2 separate regions of the Homo sapiens genome follow, and region 1 is linked to region 2. The links are chromatin loops, found by intact Hi-C in ENCODE. Cell type or tissue: heart left ventricle. All regions are shown on one strand. Links, peaks and the distances in the headings refer to the core of each region. The heading gives the core; the rest is flanking DNA.

Region 1 (5,276 bases), core at 568-4,567, 280 kb after region 2:
TCAAGACCAGCCTGGCCAACATGGCGGAACCCCATCTCTACTAAAAATACAAAAATTAGCCGGGCGTGGTGGCAGGCACCTGTAATCCCAGCTACTCGGGAGGCTGAGGCAGGGAGAATCGCTTGAACCCTGGAGGCAGAGGTTGCAGTGAGCCAAGATCATGCCATTGCACTCTAGCCTGGGCGACAGAGCAAGACTCCATCTCAAAAAAAAAAAAAAATGGGAATCAGATCATATCACTTCCCTGCACTCGAAAGCTGTTCAACAGACCCCTGCAGAAAAGATTCCCCAAGCGCTTTGTCATGATATGGCCCTGCCCACCTCTTCACTGTCACCTCCTGGGAGCCAGACACCAAGCTCTTCCCTGCTTCAAAGGCTTTACCTCTGTGTCTTTGTCTGCTCAGACTGCCATAACAAAACACCTAGACTGGGCGGTTTAAACACCAGACATTTCTTTCTTATTGTTCTGAGGAATCCAAGATTTAGGTTCCAGCAGATATACATATATAGAGATTTACTCTAAGGAATTGACTCACATGATGATGGAGACTGAGAAATTGACTCACGTGATGATGGAGACTGAGAAGTCCAGAACGAAAGTGCTAGCAGATTCAGTTCCTGATGAAGGCTGTCCTCCCGGCTGACAGACGAGTGCTCTCGCCACGTGCTCTCATGGCAGAAAGACACACAGCCCTGGTCTCTTCTTTTTCTTATAAGGACACCAATCGGATCATGAGGGTCCCACTTTCATGCTCTCTATTAAGCCTAAATGCCTTCCGAAGGTCTCACCTGCAAATACCATCACATCAGAGGTCACAGCTGCAATGTATGAACTTGGGCCAGGGGGATGCAAACATTCAGTTCATGACACACTTCTTCAACATTGCTGAAGTTTCTTGCTTCATTCAGGGCTCTGCTCTCTCAATCAGAAAATCAGAAATCAGGCAGACTGTCCCAGGGTCGCTAACTACCACACTCAACTTTTCATGTCATTCATCATTAGCTAACAGAAGAATGTGCATTCACTTGTTTATGTGTTTATTCTCTCTCTCTCTCTCTCTCTCTCTCTCTCTCTCTCATTTAATGTCCATGAAGCGAGGGACTTTGTATCCCAACACCTATGCATGCCTGGTACACTGTACATGTGCAGCAATGGCAATGCGGAGCTTCATCTCAACTCTTGATCTGTCCATGTGGGAGAGGAAGGAGTTGCTGAGCTTTGTGTGGTTGTGGCACTGCAGCATGATGGTGTACGGATGGTGACACCAGGCCAACCTCCGGCAGCTGCTTCCCAGCAGCCACTGAGCTGATATTCAAGAAGAAAAAGGTGCATTCTTCAAACAAGATGCTGATGGCTTCTCACAGGACTCATCACAGTTGTACCTCCATCGGTCTCCAAAAGATGAATGTAATGGCTATTTCAGTAAGAAAAATGTACCTGCCACCTCCCAACTACAGATGGGCCCAGGGCTTTAGGACGTCTTGATGTGTGGTCTCTTCCTGTAAATCCCTGATAGAGGCTATTGAGAAGGAATGGAACTTTAAATATTCTATAGGAAGAGGCCATCACACATACTGATCTGGACCATTCCCCCTTGTATGCATGTCTCATTTGAAAGTGGCTTCCCATCGTACACTGACACCAACATCATCCCTATGGCCCTGCCAGGCCCAGCACAATCTGCATCCCACCCTGCAGGGCTCATCTCTCTTCCCTCATCCCATCATGTCTCTGATCTCACTTCCTCCTATTCACTGCCCTCCAGCCACACTGACCTGTGTGTGGGACCCACTCCCCCAGTGGGCTCTTTTTACTTTTTTGGAATATTATTCCAAGAAATATCTGTAGAGCTGGCTTCCTCATCATCTTCCGGTCTTTGCTCAAATGTCACCTTCTCTGTGGGCCTTTTCTCTGACCTTTTCTCTCTGATGCAAATTTCCCCTGGGCTACGCCCCACTCCCCTGCACCCCACCTCCTTATCCCCTTCCCTGCTTTATTTTCCTTCACAGCACTTATTGCCATCTGACAAATTACATCATTTCCCTCTTTGTTTTGCTTTTTGTCTGGCTCCTTCCCTAGAATGTCTGCTCCATGAGGGCTGGGACTTTGGTTAAGTCCACTATGCATGGTGCCTGGCTCCTGGGGAGTGCTCAACACAAATTCATTGTGGTTGACTAAATTTGTAATTCACAGGGAGTCTCGTTGCAGAAGCAGACGACCATAATAAATGAGAAGGCAGAAAGGAGAAACGCAACAAAACCGGGTCCTGCTGGAGAAAGCACACATCATAAAGACATATGGCAAAAGATCAATATTCATGCCTCAAAGAGGAGCCTCGATGACAAGCTCCACATTTGTATTATGGCAGGGAGGGAAAGGTTATTGTTAGCGCTGAGGCTTATTTACAGCCTTTCGCTGGGTGCTGACTCCTGTCCATTTCTTAGTAGGGATTGAGTAGAGCCTGCAGCAGCGAGGGGTCTGGGGATACTTAGAAGTGAGCACATACAACAGAGCATGGTCTACGGTGTGGCCAGCAGGTGGAGATGCAGTGAGGCGGAGGGCACCCTGGAACTGAGCCCACTCACCAGTCACAGAACTGGGCACGCGTGCTGATTGCAGAAGCCTGCCTGGCACAGCCAGGTGGACAGATGTAGACAAAAAGAGGCCGGCGCCCCCTGCTGGTCAACTCGGCTCTGCTTTCCCTCCGCAGCCCAGAGGGGCCCAAGAAACCGGGAAGAGAATGCAGGACCGGAGGCCAGAGCTGCCTCCGTGGCCCTGGGCAGGGCTCTTACTGTCTCTAAGCATCCGCTTTCTCCATCTGGAAAGGAAGAACTTCTCCCTGTCATTCCTAAGTCCCAGGACTGCTGCCAGGGTAAAATGAGGCAAATTATGGGCATATGCTACGAAAATAGAAGCTATTTTGGTTATTGTTCTTAGCACGGCATTCTTACATCAGAGCGAAAAGTGTCTGGGACATAAATCTGAAAACGATACATTTAAAATAAAGCAAAGAGTGAATGGGTCAAAAGACCAGTTTGTCCGGGGCTTTTTCATTCCGTGGCGGAGGCTTTCTGCTGAGCATTAGCATGTGATACACACATCTGCAGGCTTTGGGCCCACTGCCATGCAGAGCGTGCCACTATTCTAGGCCTGCTCCTCAACCCTCACCTTCCAGTTTCCCTCCTTCCAGGCCCCTGATCAACTGCCCAAGCCATTTGCTACTGCCAATGAGTCCATGTGTGTAGAAAGATAGTGATGATAGATAGATAGATGATAGATAGATAGATAGATAGATAGATAGATAGATAGATAGATAATAGATTTTTTAGCTAGGGTCTCGCTCTGTTGCCCAGGCTAGAGTGCAGTGGTGCCATCACGGCTCACTGTAGCAGCCTCTATCTCCTGGGCTCAAGTGATCCTCCCATCTCAGCCTCCCAAACAGCTGGGACTATCGGCATGCACCACGACACCCGGCTAATTTTTTGTGTGTTTTTTTTTTGCAGAGGCGGGGTTTCGCCATGTTGCTCAGGCTGGTCTCAAACTGCTGAGTTCAAGCCATCCTCCCTCCTCAGCCTCCCAAAGTGCTGGGATTACAGGCATGAGTCACTGTGCCCAACAAATAATAGATAATTAGTAAAGAGACAGACCAATAAATAGATGATAGATAAATAGATGATTGATAGAAACAGATGATAGATTCAATAGATAGAAGGATGATACATGACAGATACATAATGAATGACCAATGGATGATAGATAATTAGTAGATACGGATAAAGAGATAGAGAGATAGATGACACCTAGATAGGTGATTAATAGAAAATAGATCAATAGACACATTGATCAGTAGATGATGAACAAGAAGAAGGAGGAGGAGAAGGGAAGGAAGGAAGAAAGGAAGGGGAAACAAGGCAGGGAGGGAGGGAGGGAAGGAGGGAGGGAAGGGGGAAGATACGTATTCTTTATCTAAACCAAGTAGATGACCTGGTGCACCAATGAAGCTCCACCCATCAGGGTTTCCCCTTGATGTTGCCTTTCTGGCCCATCCTGAGTACAGCTGTAGGGCAGTCACTGTCCATTTTTGTCCACATTTGCCATCCAAGATCCAAGCTCACTTTTTCTTCCTCCATCTGTGGATCATAAGGATTTCCCCTTCCAAATGTGGCCATAGGTGTGAGTTGAGGGAGTACCCTTGGTGCAACAGTGGTGGGGGCTCTGGAATTCTGAGCTAGCTGCCAGTGTAGCTGGCTTGGGCCTTCAGGCCCTGCTGATATATTTGATCATGGATGCAGAACTTCTGTCTTGCCTTGGATACTGCAGGGCCCACCTAGCCTTAGAACCTGATGAGCCTGTGCGGGGCACCTCTGGAGGTGCATATGGTCACTTGGTGTCCCATGTCCAGCTGCTTCATCTCTACCGTGGTCCAGCAGCAGCACACCAGGAGCTCTTTAATGAAGAGTGTAAAATTTTCTACTGTAGATGGCATGGCGTTGCTCCGGAGCCCTAGGAGTCCTTCATGATTCCCCAGTGGAACTTTCTGTAAACTGAACATGGTGGCCTTTCCCTACCTCTGAGATCACTAGTAACCTAAGGCATGCTGGATTGTTCAGCCCAAGCAGAAGGGCTGTTTGCACTGCAGCCTGGATCTACTCCAGAGCCCTCCTCTGGGCCTTACTTACAGGAGGCAGCCTTCCATGTAATCCAGTCTATGGGTAGGAAGAGTATTCCCAGATATGGAATATGCCGCCTCCAGAAACGATGGGACCTACCAGCACTGTGCTTCCTTCTTCATGGTGGGAGGTGTGAGATGCAATAATTTATCCTTTACATTTATCCCCAGTGCGCCTTGGAACACCAGACTTCTACAACTGATGTGATGGGCCTCTGAAACTTAGGGTTTGTCTCCCATGATCTGAAGCCCATGTGTCTTTCCAAGGCCTTCAGTACACTTGCTGCATCTTGCTCACCCATCTGATATCTGATTGACATGAGGCATGATACAGTGGACCAGGGTGCCGTTCTGCAGGATGTCCAGGAGGTCCAGTTCTCTTCAGACTATATATCACACATGACAGAGGGTAGGAGAGTTAGCACCACCTGAGGGAAGACTAAATACATACGATTGTCTGGTCAAGGGAATGCAAACAGTTTTTTTCCTTTCAAGAGTGATGGAAAATAACGCATTCACCAGAACAATGGCCACATATCATCCCCTAAAGGCTACATTCATCTGTTTTAGTAAAAAATACCATACCAGGCCAGGCTGGGCACAGTG
Region 2 (5,276 bases), core at 599-4,598:
CGGTCCTCTGTGGTAGACAGAATAATGCATCCCCACAAGACGTCCAGTCCATGTCCTAATCACGGGAATGTTTTACATTACATGGCAAAGGGAAATTAAGATTGCAGATGGAATGAGAGTTGCTACTCATCTGCCTTTAAAGAGATTATACTGGATTATCTATGTGGACCAAATGTTTTTAGACAAGGGTTTGGACAAGGGTTTTTAGAAATAGAAGAGGGAGACAGTGAGAGAGTGATGTGGTATGCAAAGGCCCCTATTGCTCTTACTGGCTTTGAAGATGGAGGATGTGGCCAGGAGCCAAGGAAAGTATGGTCTCTAGAAGCTGGAAAAGGCAAGGAAACCAGTTCTCTCCTAAAGCCTCCAGGAAGTTATGCACTCCTGCTGACACCTTAATTTTAGCCTAGACTCGTGCTGGACAACAGAATAGTAAACTAATAAATTTGTGGTTGTTTTGAGCTATTAAGTTTGTTATAGCATCCATAGGAAACCAAAACACCCCTACAGTGCCAGATACCTCGTAGTCACGGGCTAAAAATAAACCAAACTGAATGTGCACTCCCCTTTAGGTTCTCTGAGGCCAAGGACCCTGTCTTTTTCTCTCCTGTAGCTCTAGTGTCTACTGCAGCCGAGAAAAGCTAATATCGGCCAGGCACAGTGGCTCACACCTGTAATCCCAGAACTATGGAAGGCCGAGGCGGGTGGATTACCTGAGGTCAGGAGTTCGAGGCCATGACCAACATGGAGAAACCTCATCTTTACTAATAATACAAAAATTAGCTGGGCTAGGTGTCACATGCCCGTAATCCCAGCTACTCGGGAGGCTGAGGCATGAGAATCGCTTGAGCCCGGGAGGTGGAGGTTGCGAGAGCTGAGATCATGCCATTGCACTCCAGCCTGGGCAACAAAAGCGAAACTCCGTCTAAAAAAAAAAAAAGAAACAGTAATATCTTTTCCTCACCCATCAAGGGGTCCTTGGCTGACAGCCTCATAACAAAAGACAAATTAACAAGATAAAAGCATAGCAAATTTATTTAACCAAGCTTTCCCATGACATGAGAGTCTTCAGAAATGAACAGTTAGGCCAGATGTGGTGGCTCAAGCCTATAATCCCAACACTCTGGGAAGATCATTTGAGGCCAGGAGTTTGAGACCAGCCAGAGCAACACATCAAGATCCCGTCTCTAAAAAAAAAAAAATCATTTAAAATTAGCTGGGTGAGACAGCACACACCTGTAGTCTCAACTACTTGGGAGGTTGAGGCAGGAAGATCACTTGAGTCCAAGAGTTGAGGCTACAGTGAGCTATGATCACACCACTGCACTCCAGCCTGGGTGACAGAGTAAAACCCAGTCTCCTAAAGGCTTTTTTTTTTTTTTTTAAAGAAATGAACAAGTAAAGACCCAGGGAAAACTGTATTTTTATGCTTATGTTTCATGAAGAATGGGCAGTTAGGTAGAAATATGATCAGATAAGAGGGGTATGACCTAATAATAATAAATTAAAGGGAATTAGCATGGCCTGTTTTTTCAGATCCTTCTTGGCCTGTCTGTGTAGCATTCCTTTCCTCTGGGTATAGGGCAGGACACCTGTCACATAGGGTCTTGTGACCTACTTTCAGAAGAGGTAGATGAGAGAATTCCTTTATGGCCAGCTCTTACACAGGAAGGTGGAAAAAAGCCAGAGAATGACCTTTCTGCTTCTGCTGTTTTCTTAATTTCCAAGATGCCATGTTTGGGGGTATTGTATTTCTGAGCCCCAACCCCACCACTACACTGAGCATGGAGTTAGAGGTCAGTAACTATTTAGAGTGCCTTTCGAACGAAGGCACTATTTATGAACTATGTTATCAGGCATGGGCAAAGGCATAGAAATGGGTCGAGGAAGGGCTTTGAAGACTGGGGAGCTGTTTGGGCAAGGACAAGGCTGTTCACGGTTTGTTTAGAGAAAGAAATTATCATCTGGGAGAGGACAGTGTGCTCAGGGAGCACAATGATAACAATTCCAGGGCAGCAACAAGGAGCAGACCAGGAAGGCCCTTGTGTGGCATGCCAAGGAGTTCAGGTTTGGGTCCCAAGACCCCCAGGAGTCATGTGTCAATCTTCTTCTGTGTGGCATGAAAGCAGATACCACCTTGCCTTTTTTGCAAGTTGAGTTCTTCCTATCATCCACTGGAGTCTTGGATTCCTGGAACCAGGATCCTTGCCATCCACGCAGACGTTTCGGGAGAAGGCCTGACCTTTTTGGGCTTGAGTTCTTGGGCTGGGGTCAAGTGTTGCACATTAGGAACGGCCAGACAGAGGGAGCCAGTGTCCTGAGCAGCCGGGTGACTTGCAGACTCCCTTGAGCTTCCTCCTTGCAAGAGCCGGAGACCTGTGAGCCGGCGAGCTGTCAAGATTTCCGTCATAAACCCCACGCTCCATGTGTTTGCAATATGGGCACAGAGATGCACAGGGGAGTGGGGTCTGGGGTGTGAGGGCTTAGTTCTGGAGTCATTGCTTCCTCTCTTTTCCTGTGCATTTGTGAGAGTGCTTATTTTGCTTTCTTAAAGTTATGGCGTGGAATAAAGGGACAGTAATGAGTTCCAGATGCTTTTATTTTTCTCCTTCTATAATTGGAAACAAAAATATAGCATGGTTTTTCAATTGAAAGTGCCAGAAAGGGGTGATGCTTTTAGCTCTGGGGTTTTAGCCATGATTTAGAGCCCAGCAAGAGGCTGTGGCCGTCACCACCACATGCTAACTGGCTCACACTGCTCCCTGCAGACCCAGCTCAAGGCTTTATCTTGGAGCCTGAAGGAGGTTCAAAAGTGAGTCCTACACTAAGCAACTCTTAATACATGAAACCCAAACGTACAAAGCAGACAGATTGGGGCAGGGTGAGCAGCCACGTATTCAAAGGATGATTGTTTTGCGGAAGGTCTCGGAGCAGGCCTCTTTTAATTAGCATTCCCCTGGTGCATCTAAAAGTTTCCCCACACATCGTTAATTTCTCAGGGAGGGGACAAAGAACCTTCCAGCTGATGTGTTCCAAGTATGAAGTGCCAAGTGAAGATCAATTAAAAAGTCAAGAGACCAGAATCTTGAAGTATAAAGCATCTAAGGGAGAAAGACTGCTTGAGTTACCGTGGACTTTTCAGGGGACCTTAAAAGCGGTGATGTGACGACCTTAGACCTGGAATTGGATTAGCCTCCTTGTGAGTTACACAAAGAGATCATCCTAAACCTGCAGGAGGAAACACCTATTCATTTTAGACTGAAAGCTTTAAGCCTGTCTTGGAATCCTTCATTCTCTTCCCCTTGGCCAATGGCTGTTACTAAATAGAATGGTGGGTAAACAGGATTCAGATTTAGACTGTGGGAAAGCAGTTGGCCTCCACCTACAAGACATACTAATAGCAGATTACATTCCCTCCAGGGAGATAATCTTTAACACAAGGCAGACCCCAGCCCTCCAATCTAACAGCAGGCCAGGAAGGCAAGATAAAGCTAAATGGCCACTCCATCCGTAAACCATTTGCACAGCACATTGGTACAAATAGGAATTCTGGATCCCAGGGCCAACATTTAAGACTAGCCCTTTACCTTTCGTTTGCTGCAAAAAAATAGTTCCAGTTCTCTTTTGATGCCAAGACTCTTAGGTCAGATTTGACAAGCAAGAGTGACTGTGCTGTATTCTCCCACCACCTGTTCTTCCATTCCCTTTTATATTTCCTCGTGCAGCCATGCAAATAATTAATGCTCATCATGTTTAGTTGCCATTCGAGTACCTACTGTGTGGAAGCCACTTTATAGAGGTACATACTATTGTTTATTTTTATTCCCATTATCCAGGCCCTCAGATCAATCAGTCAATTCCAAAGCCCACTGAGTTACCTTTACACCATTCCCTGCCATCTAAAGCAATTACTCAGTGGCTTCGAAGCCTTTTAAAGTCTTACCAACATTGAGGCTTCTCCCTGGGCCTATTAAGTCAGAACCTCTGGGGTCTAAGCACCTGTGCCTTAAATTTGCTCACTGTGACCCGGATGCATGGTGGGGCTGAGAACCTCTGTGGGAGCATCTTAGGTGATGCAGAGTTTTGGAGTTGATGTGGAGATCCAGCCCCTTTTTAGGGAGCCCTTCCCTCTGAGGTGGCTGCTGCAGCCCACCTGCCACATCTCCTTGAATCTGAAAGAATAATAAGGAAGATGGAAGCCAAAGACATGTTCCTTACTCCTGGTAGGACTTCTGCCCTGAGTCTAGCTCTTTCCTGACCTGCTGACTTGGGCTGGATGGTCCAGAAGGAAGTCCTAGGGTTCACTTCCTTCCTCCATGAAGCCCGGAGCCAGGTGCTTGCCCCTCTCCTAGACCCCTGCTTCAGTGAGTTCTGAATAACTGAGGGGCCTCCCAATGAGCCATTTCTGGCCCCTAAGGGAACCTTACCAAGCTCTGATGACATAGTTTAAAATATGGCAAAAAGAGGGAGAAAACTTCAGACTCCCCACTTCTCGCAGTGCAGAGAGAGGGAATATTTGGGGTATTCTCACCTCATCTTCTTCTAAATGGCTGGGACTCACCTAGTCTCTTGATCTTTGCATTTTTCTGGTCTCTCCATTGCAACTGACAAGGCCCATCTTCCCCGGAGAGATGAAAGCAGAGATTCCACACTATTATACTCTCCTAGCAGGTCAGGGATTCCTCTAGAGTGAGGCTCTAAGTCCATAACCCACCACGGCAGTTGTCAAGAGATTGCTGGAAACAACATGTAAGCACAGCCAAGCCTGCTCTTCCTCTATAGGAAACTTAAACCTACTTCAAGTCACGGCTCCCTTAGAAGGATGAGGTCTTCTACAATCATGCTTGTGTTCTTGGAATTCAGTTTAAGAAAATAATTCAAAAAGTGCTCCCAGAACTAGCTATAAGAATGCACACTGTAGCATTGTTTTTACTGGGAAAACTTGGAAACAAGCTAAATGGCCAATCACAGAGGACTGGGTAAATGAATCGTGTCATAAAAATCACGGTGTATGTTCTTCTCTGCAACAGGGAAGGATATTTATTATATTTTAAATGCCAAAAGCAGACCACAAAACAACATGGATAATATGATCTCATTTTTGCATCTGGAAAAATACATGCCAAACCGTTATTAATAAGTATCTCTGGGTGGAGATTAAAGGTGGTTTTTATTTTCTCCTTTGCTTGTCTGTATTTCGTAATAATAATAATAAAGGATGTGTAGTCCTTGGGTAATTGCTGCAAACCTAATGATGTTTTTGAGTGAGGGTGGGCATC

Evidence for each region. A loop is a pair of places that touch in the nucleus more often than their neighbours do. Peaks named below come from ENCODE experiments on the same cell type or tissue, not always from the same donor. Only the 100,000 strongest peaks of a DNase experiment are listed, where the experiment ranks them.
Region 1: a loop joins it to region 2, with 1.8 times the contacts of the local background. A loop is called at or near these places in 7 of 110 quality-filtered maps.

What each region holds. Positions count from the first base shown.
Region 1 is chr21:31,863,625-31,868,900 of GRCh38, reverse strand. No RefSeq gene overlaps it. Among named protein-coding and RNA genes, the nearest start is that of HUNK, 6.8 kb to the left of the region's middle. RefSeq lists a silencer at 2,481-2,620. In heart left ventricle, for the core only: CTCF peaks have their summits at 2,459 and 2,671 (motif pointing left); a DNase peak (open chromatin) is centred at 2,630.
Region 2 is chr21:32,140,890-32,146,165 of GRCh38, reverse strand. No RefSeq gene overlaps it. Among named protein-coding and RNA genes, the nearest start is that of LINC00159, 57 kb to the right of the region's middle. In heart left ventricle, for the core only: a CTCF peak has its summit at 2,291; a DNase peak (open chromatin) is centred at 2,335; H3K27ac peaks cover 240 bases.